Linked DNA regions of Mus musculus: region 2 is linked to region 1. The links are chromatin contacts, found by Hi-C or POLR2A ChIA-PET in ENCODE. All regions are on one chromosome and are shown on one strand. Each heading gives the region's core, a stretch centred on a gene start or an enhancer-like site at or near the end of the contact. The rest is flanking DNA. Distances are from core to core; before and after follow the strand shown.

Evidence for each region. A loop is a pair of places that touch in the nucleus more often than their neighbours do. ChIA-PET counts read pairs that join two places held with the same protein, here RNA polymerase II (POLR2A).
Region 2: a map of Patski shows a loop between it and region 1 (2.1-fold over the local background). The contact joins the promoter of Fam20c here to the promoter of Pdgfa in region 1. A Hi-C loop is called at or near these places in 1 of 37 maps with a recorded cell type or tissue (Patski). POLR2A ChIA-PET finds 5 or more read pairs at or near these places in 2 of 5 experiments (Patski and embryonic stem cell).

The regions. Positions count from the first base shown.
Region 1 is chr5:138,990,396-138,997,377 of GRCm38, forward strand. Pdgfa (platelet derived growth factor, alpha) reads right to left here and starts at 4,549. Exons shown (of 6, transcript NM_008808.4): 1 at 4,314-4,549; 2 at 2,893-2,989. The coding sequence starts at 4,376.
Region 2 is chr5:138,751,615-138,758,596 of GRCm38, forward strand. Fam20c (family with sequence similarity 20, member C) reads left to right here and starts at 3,467. Exons shown (of 10, transcript NM_030565.6): 1 at 3,467-4,611; 2 at 6,187-6,365. The coding sequence starts at 4,022.

The DNA of each region.
Region 1 (6,982 bases), core at 3,299-5,798:
CCAGAACACACAAGCCTGGGTTCCATCCCCAACACTGCATTACATTCAGTATGGTGATGAGTATTTGTAAACCTACTCCAATGGAAGTAGAGACAAGAAGATATCCTTGGCGCCACAAGGGAGTTCAAGGACAGCCTGGGCTACTTGAGACCACAGCTTTAAAATAATAAGTAAATAAACAGACAGTCACAAGCCAACAGTCAATCCACCACGGTGGCATCTTTGATGCATTCTTTGGGAGTCTAAAAATGCTATCCTGTGCGACACAGCTGAGCCCAGCATGAATTAGTAGCTAAGCCCCTCTCAGGTCAAAGTCACCTCCCTTTATCCGATTGCAGATGTGTGGGTGACAATGTCTGATGACTAGAGGAAGGACAGACAGAGTCCACTAGCCCTGTCCCGACTACAATATTGTGAGTAGCCTGGGATGGGATGTGTATGTATCAGTTGCTCAATGACCCATGGCGCCTAGCCAGCGGCTCTAGAGAACAAAGCTCCCGTTACACACACACACACACACACACACACACACACACACACACAGAGAGAGAGAGAGAGAGAGAGAGAGAGAAAGAGAGAGAATGAGAATCGACCTGAACTTCTGAGCTGTAGTTCACAGCAAGGCTGCATGCCAGTAATGAATCTCTGGACCCAAAAGCCACACTGGAAAGACCACTTAGAGCTCCTTGACTCTGCCATGGAATGCTCTGGGCTCAGGGACATTCCTGACAGTGCACTGGAATCTTGCCACCTCTGGAGCTGGGCCACACAGCCAAGGAGCTGCAAGGTTGGGAGGAGATGCCTTCAGGGTTTCCCCATCTGGAAAATGGGGATGCTGCCAGCTCACTAGACAAGCCATGTGCCAATCACAAGGCTCCGCCCACTTGGATGAGGAGTTGGCTGGGACACCCCTAAGCCTTTCTCTGCTCCCTGCAACCTAGATATAGAGACAGCAAGATTTCACCTGGAGAGGCCATCCTGAGGGATGTCCCAGTGAGGATGCCTTTCCAGCTGACTCTAAAACTGACTACCACAGCCTTCTGCAGCCTCCTCTGGCAGCCAGAGCCGCAGGGCCCCTCACTTCAAGAAGAGACAGAAGGTGAATGAGAGCCAACCAGCCAAGACTAGTTTCCAGATAGTTTCCACATCAGAGCAGGGGGATAGCCCAGCAAGGAAGACCCCACTTTGGGTTGGTGTCATGATGGGTCCTCCAGCTCTGTCTTCAAGACTAGGAAGCTAGGAGGATAGCAGAAGTCCACAGGCACACTTGGCTTCCAGAAGTTTCCAAGGGAGATTCCCAAATGTCTGATAGGTAGAATGAGGGTGGAGATGTCCTACACACACACACACACACACACACACACACACACACACCATTCTTTCAGAAGCAATTTGAAACCTCCAGGGGCCCTGGACAGCTTTTTCTCTTTGGACCCTCCCAAGGAGGAGGCCTCCAGCCCCCTCATTGGGCACACCGGCTTAACCTTAACAGAAGCTTGGTGCTAAAAGCATTAATGGTGGGGGGTGGGGGAGGCGTGGCTGCAGGGAACAGCATAAGAATGGTCCCCGCTGCAAGTGAATGGCCCATTTCCCCCAACATACAGACAGCAGGAGGCCCAGCCCTAGGCTAAGCAGGGCAGGAAAGCAGTCCGCCTTTGGGGACCAGCAAAAACTCTGGGAGTATTTCCCCAAGTGACCCAAGCCAAGTCCCCCACCCAGGCCTACTCAAAAAGGGATCAGATCAAACCCCCTGACCCAGCTCTTGATATCCAAGTGAAACCCTAGGCCTGCCATTCCTGATAAGGATCAGGCCAAGGATTTCCTGGGTCAAGAAACTACTGAAACGGGGCCGCCTGGTTAAAAAATGCTTTTGGCATGCAACAAAAACAGTTCAGGCCTCTCCACCACCATAATTAGGTACAAATTTCCAAATGGCTAGACCATGTGATTTTACTTAATTCTCTCACCACTCGGCCCTCTCTGAAAAGTTTTCAAGGAGGGGGAAAATCGTCACTTGGAATTCTTCACTTTAGCCCTTTAGTTCCTCCTGACAAACTCACTGGGGCCTTTTTATTTCTTTTTAAGCTGGTAAATTTTATCCCAGTGTGTCAAAAACAAAAACAAAAAAACAGGCTAAGTGTTCATTTTGAAAAGGTTATCACAAAAGACAGGAGGAGACCACGTCCTCCCCGCACAGAGGCTGCCTCTCCCATCCCCATCGCGCCCATTTATTTTAGCCCTTGTCATCCGAGTCTAATACAACCCTACATTTACAAATTGTTTTCTACAGTGGCTTGGCTCTGGCCCGAGGCGGGAAGCCCCCAAAATAGCCCCAAGCGTCCGTGTACTAGGCGCGCCTTTTTACAGGATGGTGTGGAGAAAAAAACATCGGCCTCCTGCGCCCACCTATGGGACCCAGCCCCAGGCGATCAAGGCACCAGGGAGTGGAGTTTACAAAAGGCCCGGACCGACCAGCTCCTCAAGCACTCTGGGGGCCCTGGCCAGGAGAAGACTAGCCACAGCCACGCTCCCTCCGGGCCGGCTCCCGCGCTCCCGGGCCAGAAGCAGCTGTTGACCCGCATACCTGGCAGTTTTCGGCACACTCTAAAACTGAACTTTCAGTGACACACCCGCTGCGTTTCACTTAAAACAACCCCTGGGTGAGCGAAGCAACCCTCCGCTGCCGCTGGGAGAGAAAGTGGCAACTACAAGAGAAACGCCTGACTCATACGCCTGGGCGTTTATGGCCGGCGAGTGGAGTCTGACCTTTCGGTGCGCTCCTGCGCAGCGCCCGGCCCGGCGGAGCGCGCAGGGTACGGTTCCTCGCGCAGCCGGCCCGCCCCGCCGCCCGCGCCCTCCTCTCAGCCAGGGCAGGGCAGGGGCGCGATTTACCTACGGAGTCTATCTCCAAGAGTCGCTGGAGGTCCCGGATGCTGTGGATCTGACTTCGAGCCAGCCGCTCGATCAACTCCCGGGGTATCTCGGCTTCCTGCAAGCAGACCACACCGTCAGGACGCGCCCAAGGGTTCCAGCCCAGCCCCAGGGGCCACACAGCCCGGCCGGACCCTCGTTAGGCCCTAGAGCCAGAGGATCGGCTGGGGCTAGATGGGACCCCCTAAATCCTCCACACTGTTCCTATCTGTCTGACCTTGATAAAAATACCCCAACAATGCCTTGACATGTTCAGACAAAAATCACCCGCGCTCTGGCCTCCCCAGGGTGTCTGGGGGCAGCCAGGGGCCCGAAGAGTTTCTGGTTTAATAGCTAAATCCACATGTAGAAACAGAGAGGGTCGAAATGCGTCACGCATCCACGACTGGAGTCACAGCAGCCTCAACACTTTAATCTAGCCGAAGGGTTCAATTTCACTCCGGGAATCCTGAGCTGAGCCCGCAGGGGAGAGGGTCTTCCCTCTCCCCCCACCCCACCCCCTACAAGCACGCGCGCCGGGTCGCCCCACCCGGCTCAGGCCCAGTCACGGCCCTAGCGCCGACTAGGACGCCCAAATCCATCGGGGCTTAGAGAGGCTGCAGGGAACGCAAGGGGTTAAATATCCACCTCGCGCCTCTCCGGTCCCTGCCCAGACCACCCCCACCGTTCAGCCTCCCCCACTCTCCGTCCCGGTTTTTAAAAGGGAGTCAGGGTCGCTGGAGGACTCAACCACGAAGTTCCCACGACAGGGGCTGTGGAAAGTCATTCATCACGGCAAAGCTCCCGGGGAATGGGGGTGGGGGGGAGGGTGGCGGTGGGAGGGCGCGGGCGCCTGGCCCGGCCCCAGCTGCCTCGTTCAGCCACCTGTAAGCAGGCCTGGGCGGGCGGAGACTGCTCCAGCCCTGCGTCGGACTGGGTTTGGGGACCGAGAACTGGGGACTGCGGCTGGGCGCTGCCCACCCTTCCCAGTCCCAGGCTACGGCCGCACCCTCCTCTACCTGCTTACTGCCCGCCCTAGTCCCCTCCCAGAGCACGGTCAGTTTACACACACCCCCTTTCCCGCTTCCCGCACCCCGTTACTGCATTGTCCGCTGCGTTTGGGCTGCCCCTTCTGGAAAGGCACCCACAGCCCCCCGAAGTTTCTACCCACGGGTTCACCTCGCGGCTCCCCCGTCCCCCTCCAAGGCGGAGCGACGCAACGCGCTGGAAACTCACCAGACACACTTGGGCATGGCAGAAAATAGAACCCAGTTGGGATTAAAAAAAAAATTACACCACCCTGACAAAACCAAAATGCTCTTTGCAGAGCTTGAAACAGGTAGCCGAGAGGGGCGTGCGCCGAGGGAGCCGAGAGGGGACAGAGGCGCGGGGGTGGCACCCACCTCGGCCAGGGCATGGGCGAGGTATCCGCAGCCGAGGAGCAGCAGGCAAGCCCAGGTCCTCATCGCGTCCCGAGGCGCTGGAAGCTCGGCAGGGAGGCGAGGCCGCGGGGCGGGCGCTCCAGCCGGGCTCCTGTGGCGGCGAAATTCAGTACCATCCCTCAGGGAGCGCGGCCCGGAGGAGGGTGGCGCGGAGAGCAGGGAGCCTGCGGAGCGCGCTCGGCGCGAGCAGCGAGTGCAAAGCCAGCGAGGAGGAGGAGGAGGAACAGAGTCGCTCCGGGAGCCTCCTGGGCCGCCGGGTAGGGGGTGGGGACGGAAGGGGCGGAGGGCGGGGGCTGGGCTTCTTCCTTGGTGCGTTCCCCGTGCTGGCCGCCGCCGCGCTCGCTCCCCGTCGCTGGCTTTAGGAGCGACCCGGCCGGTAAATCCGCATATTTGCTGCCGTCAGCCCCGGGAGGGGACCGCGGAGCGTGGCTGCAGCTCCCGCCGCACCACCGATCACCTGTCTGGACTCTCGGCCCGGTACCAGCTACCGCCTCGCCTCTCCCTGAGGGCTCCGGGCAGTCCGGAGAGCCTGTCCCCGGGCCTTCCTCTCGCCGCTGCCGCCCCGGGCCGGGCACGGCGCGGCCCAGCACGGCGCGGCCCGGCGGCCTGCGTGCGCCCCTCCGCGGCGCGCCCTCGGCTACGGCGCGGCGCTCCGCCCTCCGCCCGCCGGGGCCGGGCAGCTCCCGCGGCCGCGCCGCCTGGCAGCAGCCTACCCGCCCGGGGCCTCGCTACGCCGCCCGCGCGGGCCGGAGGGCGGGCGGAGGGCCGAGCTGGCGCCGCTGCCGCCGCAGCAGCAGCCGCGGGAAGACCAGAGGAGGAGGTGGAGAAGAAGGCGCAGGCAGGCCGGGCTCCAGGAGTTGAGCGGGCTCCGCAGGACGCGCGTGTGGAGCCGGCCGGCGACAGGGAGGGGGTTATAGCGCCGCCACCGCGCCCCTCCCCCTCCCCCGCCCCCCGCCTCCCCCGGATTCCGGGCCCGGGACCCGCACCTCGGAAGCGCTCAGGGGTCTCGCGGGCCAGATCGGGCCCGGCCGCCACCGCCACTGCAGTGGCCACACACGCGCTCACGCAGGCAGCTACATCCATCCAAGCTCGGCGCCCGCGGCTCGGAGCCCACAGGCGCCCGGGCTCCCGGAGCGCCCCTCCCTCGAGCTTGCCCACCCTTCAGTGCCAGCTGCAATCCTGCGGCACCGGGCGGGGAGGGGAGGAGGCCGCTGCAGAAGCACGGCCGTCTCTGGCTCGCCTCTCTCTCGGGCCCCAGCGGCAGTAAAGGGCAGCGCCCAGAGCTGCTGCGCCAAAAAGGGCATGAGAGTCGGCTTGGCCCCCGCCCGGCGCTCGGGCCGCTTCCCACTGTAAGGATCCAGTGCTCCAGCCTTCCCCTCTCCATAAAAGGAGGGGGAGTGAGTCTTTGCGGAGAGGCGGGGCGGGTTTAGGGGCGCGTCTAGGGCACTCACCTGACGGCTGCCACGCGCCCGCGCCCCAGAGCCAAAGCCTGGGACACCTGATTGAGGAACTTGCACTCTTGTGTGGAGGTGGAAGCGAGGCTAGGGTCGGGGAGGAGGCTGCCTCCTGCCTCATCGCCACCTTGACACCCTGCACCCTCCAGATCCTTAGCCCCTGGCCGAAGGCCTAGCCGAACCCTGAATGGGGAGCTGGAGGGATAGAAGGAAAGATAGAAAAGAAGCGGCTGGTGAGGAACTCCTGGGTTCTACCTTGGGATCCAAGGCAGCGCAGAGCGCCACCTCCGGCCAAGGCACAGTACAGACGGGTGGCGGGGAAGGCACATGCGGACAGAAGTCTGATCAGGGCTGGACGGTTCTCCCATTGAGAGAGATGGATTCCTGGTGGGATGTGACCCGACGGCAAGGCCAGTCCTGTCAGCTCCTTAACTCGGGTTAGAGGATTGTGGACCTTTCAAATCCCAAAGTTAGCCTCCTAGGGCTCTGGAGACTATGGAGGGCTCCAAGGGTAGGGATGCAACTGGATACAGCCTGTCCAGTTCACTCCCTTTCATGTGAATTAACCCGTGCACCCAGCCCGGGTCCAATCCCCCACCAATCTTCTTTGTCCCCAGACAAAGGCGCAGCCGGGCAGGAGCCTTTCATCCCCAGCTTCCCGGGTTCCTGCATTTCAAAGGCTGAGCTGGAAGGGCCCAACACGGGCGGCTCACCTAGCTCCAAATACCTGGTGGGCGTGGGGGGAGGGGGTAGCTGAAGATCTTTGGAGCCCAAATCTACAGACTTCCTTAGGCCTGTAGGCCCCATCACCACGCCCCAGCCCTAACACCTCGGGATGCTCAGGAGATAAGAGGACACCCTCTCTTGGCCTAAAGAGGGAGTATGGAAAACGTTGAGAAGCGCCCCACCTCGAGGTCTTCGAAAGCCCAGGCCTTGTCCGTACTGGTGAAACTTTATGCTGCTCTGAAGAGGATGACTTCTGGTGGCGACTGCCAGGACCACTCTAGACCTGAGTCGAGTTCCTCACCGTTTTATCCCGATTGTTCTGCGCGGCCTGTCCCGCCAAGCCCTCGGCCTTCTCACAGGCAGAGAGCACCAAAGGACACCTTTTTGCGGTTCGACGACCCGGTGTGACGGTGGATGTGAGAATCCAGGAAGAAGATCCGGTTGCATTGC
Region 2 (6,982 bases), core at 2,217-4,716, 240 kb before region 1:
CAACAGGATCATGGAAAGCTCTGGAAACAAGAGGAGTCCCCTTCAGTGGGAGAAGATTTCTATAGACCAAGAAAACTCTCTCTCTCTCTCTCTCTCTCTCTCTCTCTCTCTCCCTCCCTCCCTCCCTCCCTCCCTCCCTCCCTCCCCCTCCCTCCCTCCCTCCCTCCCTCTCTCTCTCTCCCTCCCTCTTTCTCTCTCTCTCTCTTTCTCTCTCTTCCCTCCCCCCTCTCTCTTCTCTCTCTTCCCTCTCCTTCTCCCTCCTTCTCTCTCTACCTAGAAAAAAAAAAAAAAAACCAAGAGTCCCTCAGTAAAGGCAGGCAGGTTCAACTTTGCATGCTGCCCTGATTGGTCTCCCCACACTCGGTCTTGTTTGGGGAATAATAATACTTCATTCTCTGGGCTCTACTCCCCTCTTTGCTTTGTCCCTCTGTCCTTCAGCTGCTCAGGTTGACCTGCTGTCCTTCTTGGCTTCCTGGAGATGCACTGGGCTCTGGAATTTCTTACTTGGAGTTATTTTAGCCGTATTCCCAACATAGTCCCATCCCTCCTGGCCTAGTCCAGTTCTGACGTCTCTAGTTTTTCCTCTACTGCTTTAGTTCCTGGGACCAAACCTGCCTATGGCACGTGGAAATCCCCAGTCCATTCCTGGTTCCAGCTCTATCTGTGCCTACAGGTGTGGCGACTCAGTCCTTGGGCTCTGGTGACCCCCTATGTTCACACTATAGACTCTTCCCCTTTCTGGAACCTTCTCTACGCCTCTGTGGCCAAACTAACAACAGCAGCTAGGAACTTGGCCCCATTCTGGTTCTGTCGCCTACCCTCTCACAGCTTGCCTCGCTGGAGACACTATTTGGGAGTTACCTGTGGGGCGTCCCAAGGGAGCACCCCAAAACTGCCACTGCTTCCATCTCGCCCCCAGTCCTTCACTCAAATTCCCCACTCAGCCCCAGCTCTGTAGGCCTTCTTGTTCTGGTGTGCCTTTGCTCAGCAGTCCTTGCATAGGCACCAGATGCAGCGTGACAAAGGGGGATACTGATGCTCTAGATGGCATTAAGTGTACTGTCTCGAGGGCTTCCCTGGCCAACCTGATAAAGTAGCAGGCTTCTCTCACAGCTATACCATCCTGCTGGTAAGCCTGAACACATGACACGTTTCCCAATGGCTTATTGGAGCTCCAGCTTGGCAGAAAAAAAAAATGCTACGGAGCTATCCCCTGGGTTCTGACAGGTGCTGTATGCCAACATCAGGGTCCTCTTCAGGCAAGTGAGGTGGGGTATCTGCCCAGACAGCCATAAGGTAGAGAGGCCTAGTGAGGCTCAGCTCTTGTGTGCATGTGTGTGTGTGTGGGGGGGTGGGAATCAGTTTTTATATGTATCTGTGTGTCATCTGTGTGTGTACTTGTGTCTGTACATCTGTGTGAGTATGTCTATGCACACCTGTATGTCCATGTCACCATTTTTGACTTGTATGTCACCTCTGTGTGTATGTGTGTACCTGTGTCTGTCTCTGTGTCTGAGTCAACATGTCTATGTGCCCCTATGTGTTTGTATATCTGTGTCACCATTTTCCCTCTTGTTTCCCCATGCCTGTCATCTGTATGTGTCTCTGTGTTAATTCCTCCTCAGCTCAAAGCACTTGGGGGCACAGAGTGTGTCCCACCTTCCTCTGAGGGAGAACTATACCTTCAGAAACCTTTTCTGCATGAATCACCTTGGCCTTCTTGGGGCCTCTGGGTGGAGCTATGAGAGCAGAGCCTCTTCTGAGACCCTCTGTGAAGTGCCTGCATCCTGGGGCAGAAGGGCGGAAAGAAACAAAGGAGAGTTATGTTAGCAGACAGCAACAGGTGTTGTTGCAGAAACAGCAGGCAGGTCCACTGCATTTACACTGGCTACAGCACCCTGCTTCCTTAGGGTAGGAGCCAGAGAGCCAGGAATTCCCCTAAGAAGCCACACAGTTGTGATGAACGGACTGTCCAGGACACCAGGAGACAATGGGAAGCCCCACGAACTGATGCTCCCAGGAGCAGGTGACTCTACCCTGATGACATTCGTCTCTCTCCAGAGGTCCCAGGTTGTGGGTGCTTCCGTCCTACTCCCACCTCAGGCCCACCATCTCCACACACAAACTCATTGTCTGTGTGAGTGGGAGGGCCGGATGAATGCAGAATGCCTCAGTTTTCATGATGTAAGCCATACCTTCTTGGGGAGTGCACCTCTATTAAGACCCCACCCACTGCACTCTTGGGTTTCCACTATGCTGCCCAACACAGGCATCAGCTCCTGTTACAGGAGTGTGGAACTCCACCCTCTCTTCCTTTCTAAAGGCCTAGGAGGCACCTTTGCTGACCAGCTAGCTGGCTGCGACTCTCTTCGTCCCTAACAAGCAGCTAGTGGGTGTCTACTGAACGTCAACTAACACAGACTTGTCGCTGAATCTTCAGAAAGAACATGAGTTGTGCACTTGATTCATAGAGAACTCGAGCTGAGAGCATTCCAGGGCCGGGGAGCACAGCCAAGAGAGCATGACAAAGAGGGGCTCCGTAGAGCACAGACTCCGCCCCTCAGTCCCTTACACAGCAGTTGGCTTGGGCTGCTGTGGAAATCTGCAGGTGCTTGAAGCCCTGAGGTCTGCTCAGCTTGTGGATCTGTGGCTGACCCTCTCACGCTTACCTTCCCAGAATTTTAGCAGAAATTCCCAGAGATTCCTACTTCCTACTAGGGGTTGGGGATCCAGAAGCCCTGTGGCCACAAATGAAGCCACGTGGTGAAAGCAGATCTCTTTTTACTGTGCACCCCGATTTAGCATCCCAGAGGGCAGGCAGCGAGACGCGCCCCGCCCACCGCCCGCGCATCCGCGCCACTCAGCCAGGCTCCGCGCGGCGCCGCCAGGGTTAAGGCGCAGGCGTGTCCCCTGGGGTGGGGTGGGCCCGGCAGCCTTGCCGAGCTTCTGGAGTCCCATCGGATCGGGGGCCCAACGCGCTCCTCCGCCGTTCTCTCCGCCGCGTGGCAACGTCGTCTCTTCGTCCTCCACCTAGTGGGCTGCGGGTACCCGAGGTGCCAGGACACCGCCCGGAGAGGAGCTTGTCCGGCCGCGCAGACGCCCCGCGGGCTTCGGGGAGGGACTTGGCCTGTTTTCTGGCCTCCACTCGCCGGGGAGGAGCTGTGCGGCTGCAACTGGCGGCGCGTGGAGCTTCAGGGACGCAGGCTACCAGGCCGAGAGCCGCGCGCACAGGGCCGAAGCCACCGCTGCCTGCGGGTTCCCAGCCGGGCCTCTCTGGCTCCCGGCTCAGCGCGGAGGAGGCGCGGCGACACCGCGGGGCGCGGCCAAGGGGGAGGAGAGAGGGGAGCGCGGGCTAGCGCCGGGCCGGCCGGGCCTCGCGGGGCCACGGCTCCGCCAATCTGCGGGCGCTGACGCGGGGGGCGGCTCCGGCGCGCTCGGATATCAGCGGGCCGGGCGCGGGGCGCCTGGAGCTAGGCGGTGCGGGCGCTGCGCTCCGGGTCGGCCTGCTGCACCTGCCAGATCGTCGCCTCTCCCTGCGCGCCCCCTCGCGCTCCCCTTCTCGCCTCTGTCTCTCCAGCCCGGTCTCCCAGCCTCAGCCTGACAGAACAGAGGAGCCGCTTTGTCGCCTGCCCAGGACCCGGCATGGCCCAGCGGGAGCACCGCGCTCTGGATCGGATCTGTCGCGCCTTGGACGGGATGAACAGCCGCGCCTTCTGCTTACACGCCCGCTGAGTGTGGTCGCCGTCCCGGAGACCCTCGTACGCCCCTGCGTTCCCTGTCACCACTGCCACCCGCTCCACCGACGAGGGCCGCTGGCCGCCCCCCGAAATGGCCTGGAGAGCTGGTGCTTTGGTGGCGGTTGTCCTTCACGACGTCCAAGTCTGGGGACAGCCCCCGAGCTGCTAGCTGCTAGTACACTGAATGGACCTTGACCCGCGGGTCGTTGCGGGCTTGGTGCCAAGCTGAGGGGCACCGGTGGAGCGCGCGTCCCGAACCCCCCAGCCCGCTGGCCTGCGCGGCCATGAAGATGATACTGGTGCGCAGGTTTCGCGTGCTCATCCTGGTAGTATTCCTACTGGCTTGCGCTTTGCACATTGCTGTTGACCTGCTACCCAAGCTGGACCGACGCGCCACGCGATCCTCCGGGGAGCCCGGTTGCTCCTGCGCTCAGCCGGCAGCAGAGGCAGCTGGTCCAGGCTGGGCCCAGGCAAGGAGCAGACCGGGGGAGTCCGCCGGTGGCGACGCAGGCTGGCCCAACAAACACACACTGCGCATCCTGCAAGACTTCAGCTCAGATCCAGCCTCTAACCTAACCTCCCACTCCTTGGAGAAGCTGCCTTCTGCAGCAGAGCCGGTGGATCACGCTCCGCGGGGTCAGGAGCCCCGTTCCCCGCCACCCCGTGACCCAGCGCATCGGCCGCTGCTTCGAGACCCGGGGCCCCGACCGCGGGTACCGCCCCCTGGCCCCAGCGGGGACGGATCGCTCTTAGCCAAGTTGTTTGAGCACCCTCTCTACCAGGGGGCTGTGCCTCCTCTGACAGAGGACGACGTCCTGTTTAATGTGAACAGCGACATCAGGTTTAACCCCAAGGCAGCAGAGAATCCTGACTGGTGAGCAGAGAAGAGGAGGTTTGGGGTGGGGCTAGCGCGTCCGACCCTTCGGGAATAAAGACACCCCACTAGAAAGCTATTTCACACGCCAGGCATTTTGTGTACCTTTGGGGGACCCTTAGAAGAGGCTGGTAGGGATCCCTGGTGGGCGGGGCAGATGTGCCTCTTGCCTTTGTCTTCACAATGATTCTAGGGAGAACGGTTTGGGAAGCTCCCAGTGCCCTGGTGTGGGAAGCTGGCGGCCCACCAGAAGCCAGGAGAGCCCAGTGCTCCACCTACAAGGAAGCATGCTGGCCAGCCCTGGCGATGGCTGAGGAAGCAGATGAATGAATATGTTGGAGAGCCAGCCAGGGAGAGTGGGAGCAGCCTTCCCCTGGGAGGGGTTGGGCTTCTGGCTCTGAGAGCGATGGGGTGAGCTGTTCAGGGTGGACGTCTCCAGAAGGCCTGAATGTACCTAATAAGTCTTTTAAATGCAGTCACGGGGACAAAAGCGGCTGAGGAGTGCTGTTGGCAGTGTGGAGGCCTTCCTTTGTGGCCACCCTGCCTGGAGGAAGGTAAACCATCCTGGAGTTGTCTTCCGAGCTTTGTGCCCACCCCCACCCCCACAGCTGCACAGATCCAAATAAGCCCAACAGAGTGAAATATTAACCACCAGCTGGCTAGAGCAAATAACCTGCAAAGGTCCCCGGGCAGCAGAGAGAGAGTCACCAGTCCAAAACAACCTCAGAAATCCTTTCTCTCCCTGGAATAGGACCAGGCCCTGTGCCTTGTGCCTGCCCATGCGAGCTTTTTGGTTCCTTCTGGACTTCGCTGGCCAGAAACCATCAAGCAACGGCCCGCTGAAAGAGTGGAGAGGGTGTGGCATCTCGGAAGGCTCTAGCCCTCCTTTCGATTCTAGTGTAGACAGACTGGAGTTGAAGGATCCTCACCTGCCAGTGAAGCAGAGCTAAAGCAGCCCCTCTTCCCCTCCAGCCTCGCAGACTCCCAGAGGGTCTGTTCTTCATTCAAACAAGCTCATGGCCAGAGAAAGCAGAGCTAGAGTGATTGGCTCCATCATCCTGTCCTCCCCACCTTATGGCTGCACTCGTTAAAATCAGATTTAGGCCTGTGCATCATTCCTGCCCCTGTTCTTTGGAACAAAGGCAGAAAGCTGGGGAGGTTTCTGGCTGACTGGGTGTGCCTGTGACTTCCAGGCCGTCTGGTCGCAGGAAGAACGGACAGTCACTTCTCACACACTCCCAGCTGACATCACTGTTGTGGGGGCACTTTTGGTGACCCCAGGACAGAGGTGTTGGGATAGCGCTGACACTCTGGGTCTAGGCTAGTGGTAGTTAGGATTGTCTGTGGAGTCTCTAGAGGGTAAATAGGAATTATAGGCCTTAAGGTATGTTATTAGGTGGTGGAACCGCAGCCGGGGAAGAAAGTGCAGACATGGCAGTGTAAAAGCAGCTTTTAGCGAACCTGTACTTTGAACTCAAAGTCCCAAGCCCTGACCCTCAGGACCAGCACCCCGTATTCTTTGGCCTCTTGCCTCTTTTTCTACACTTGACCATAGCCTGCCTTGGTTTCTTGCAGGCCGCATGAAGGTGCTGAAGGCGCAGAATTCTTGCCCACTGGTGAGGCAGCTGTGAACCTCTATCCCAACTGGCTCAAATTCCACATTGGCATCAACCGGTATGAGCTGTACTCCAGACACAACCCAGCCATCGATGCCTTACTGCGGGACCTCGGCTCTCAGAAGATCACCAGCGTCGGTAGGTAGCCACCTGCTTGTCCTTGGTGTAAGAGTACCTTGGTGTGGATACACCAGGACTGTGTGAAGTTAGCCTCCTTCCTATGCAGGGAGCCACACTTTCTGGGGTGTTTGGGTGGCTACCCTGATGATTCCATGAGCCAAATGGATGCCTCAAGGCTCATCACTATGAAACCTCCGCCCTACTAATGCAGGGTATGCTGGCATGTGAGGGCCACCACTTTGATCCCTGGTAGGGTACAAGCAGACACGTAGGCCCTCCCTCTCCTGTTAAAGAACACCCTGATGACCCATAGTAGCTGCAGCACCTCTTTCTATTACCTATGCATGGGCCACCCTTGTACCTCCCGCAGGGGAGGCTAGATTGCATAGCTTAGCCAGGGCCTGAGGCTCCAAACCTGTTCCCTTCGGAGCTCAGCAAGGATTCAAAGATCATACCTGGGAAGGGAAGGACAAAGTTGGAGCCTGGGTATTCCACATGAAGCAGTTCAAAAGGAATGTCTCCAGGACTTTATGATCCACTAAGACAAGAAAAGATTTTGTTTTTAAATCCAGTTTTTCAATTTCACGAGAACAGTACATCAGGAGCAGCTTCTGAGCAGGTTTTAGGCTGTTATC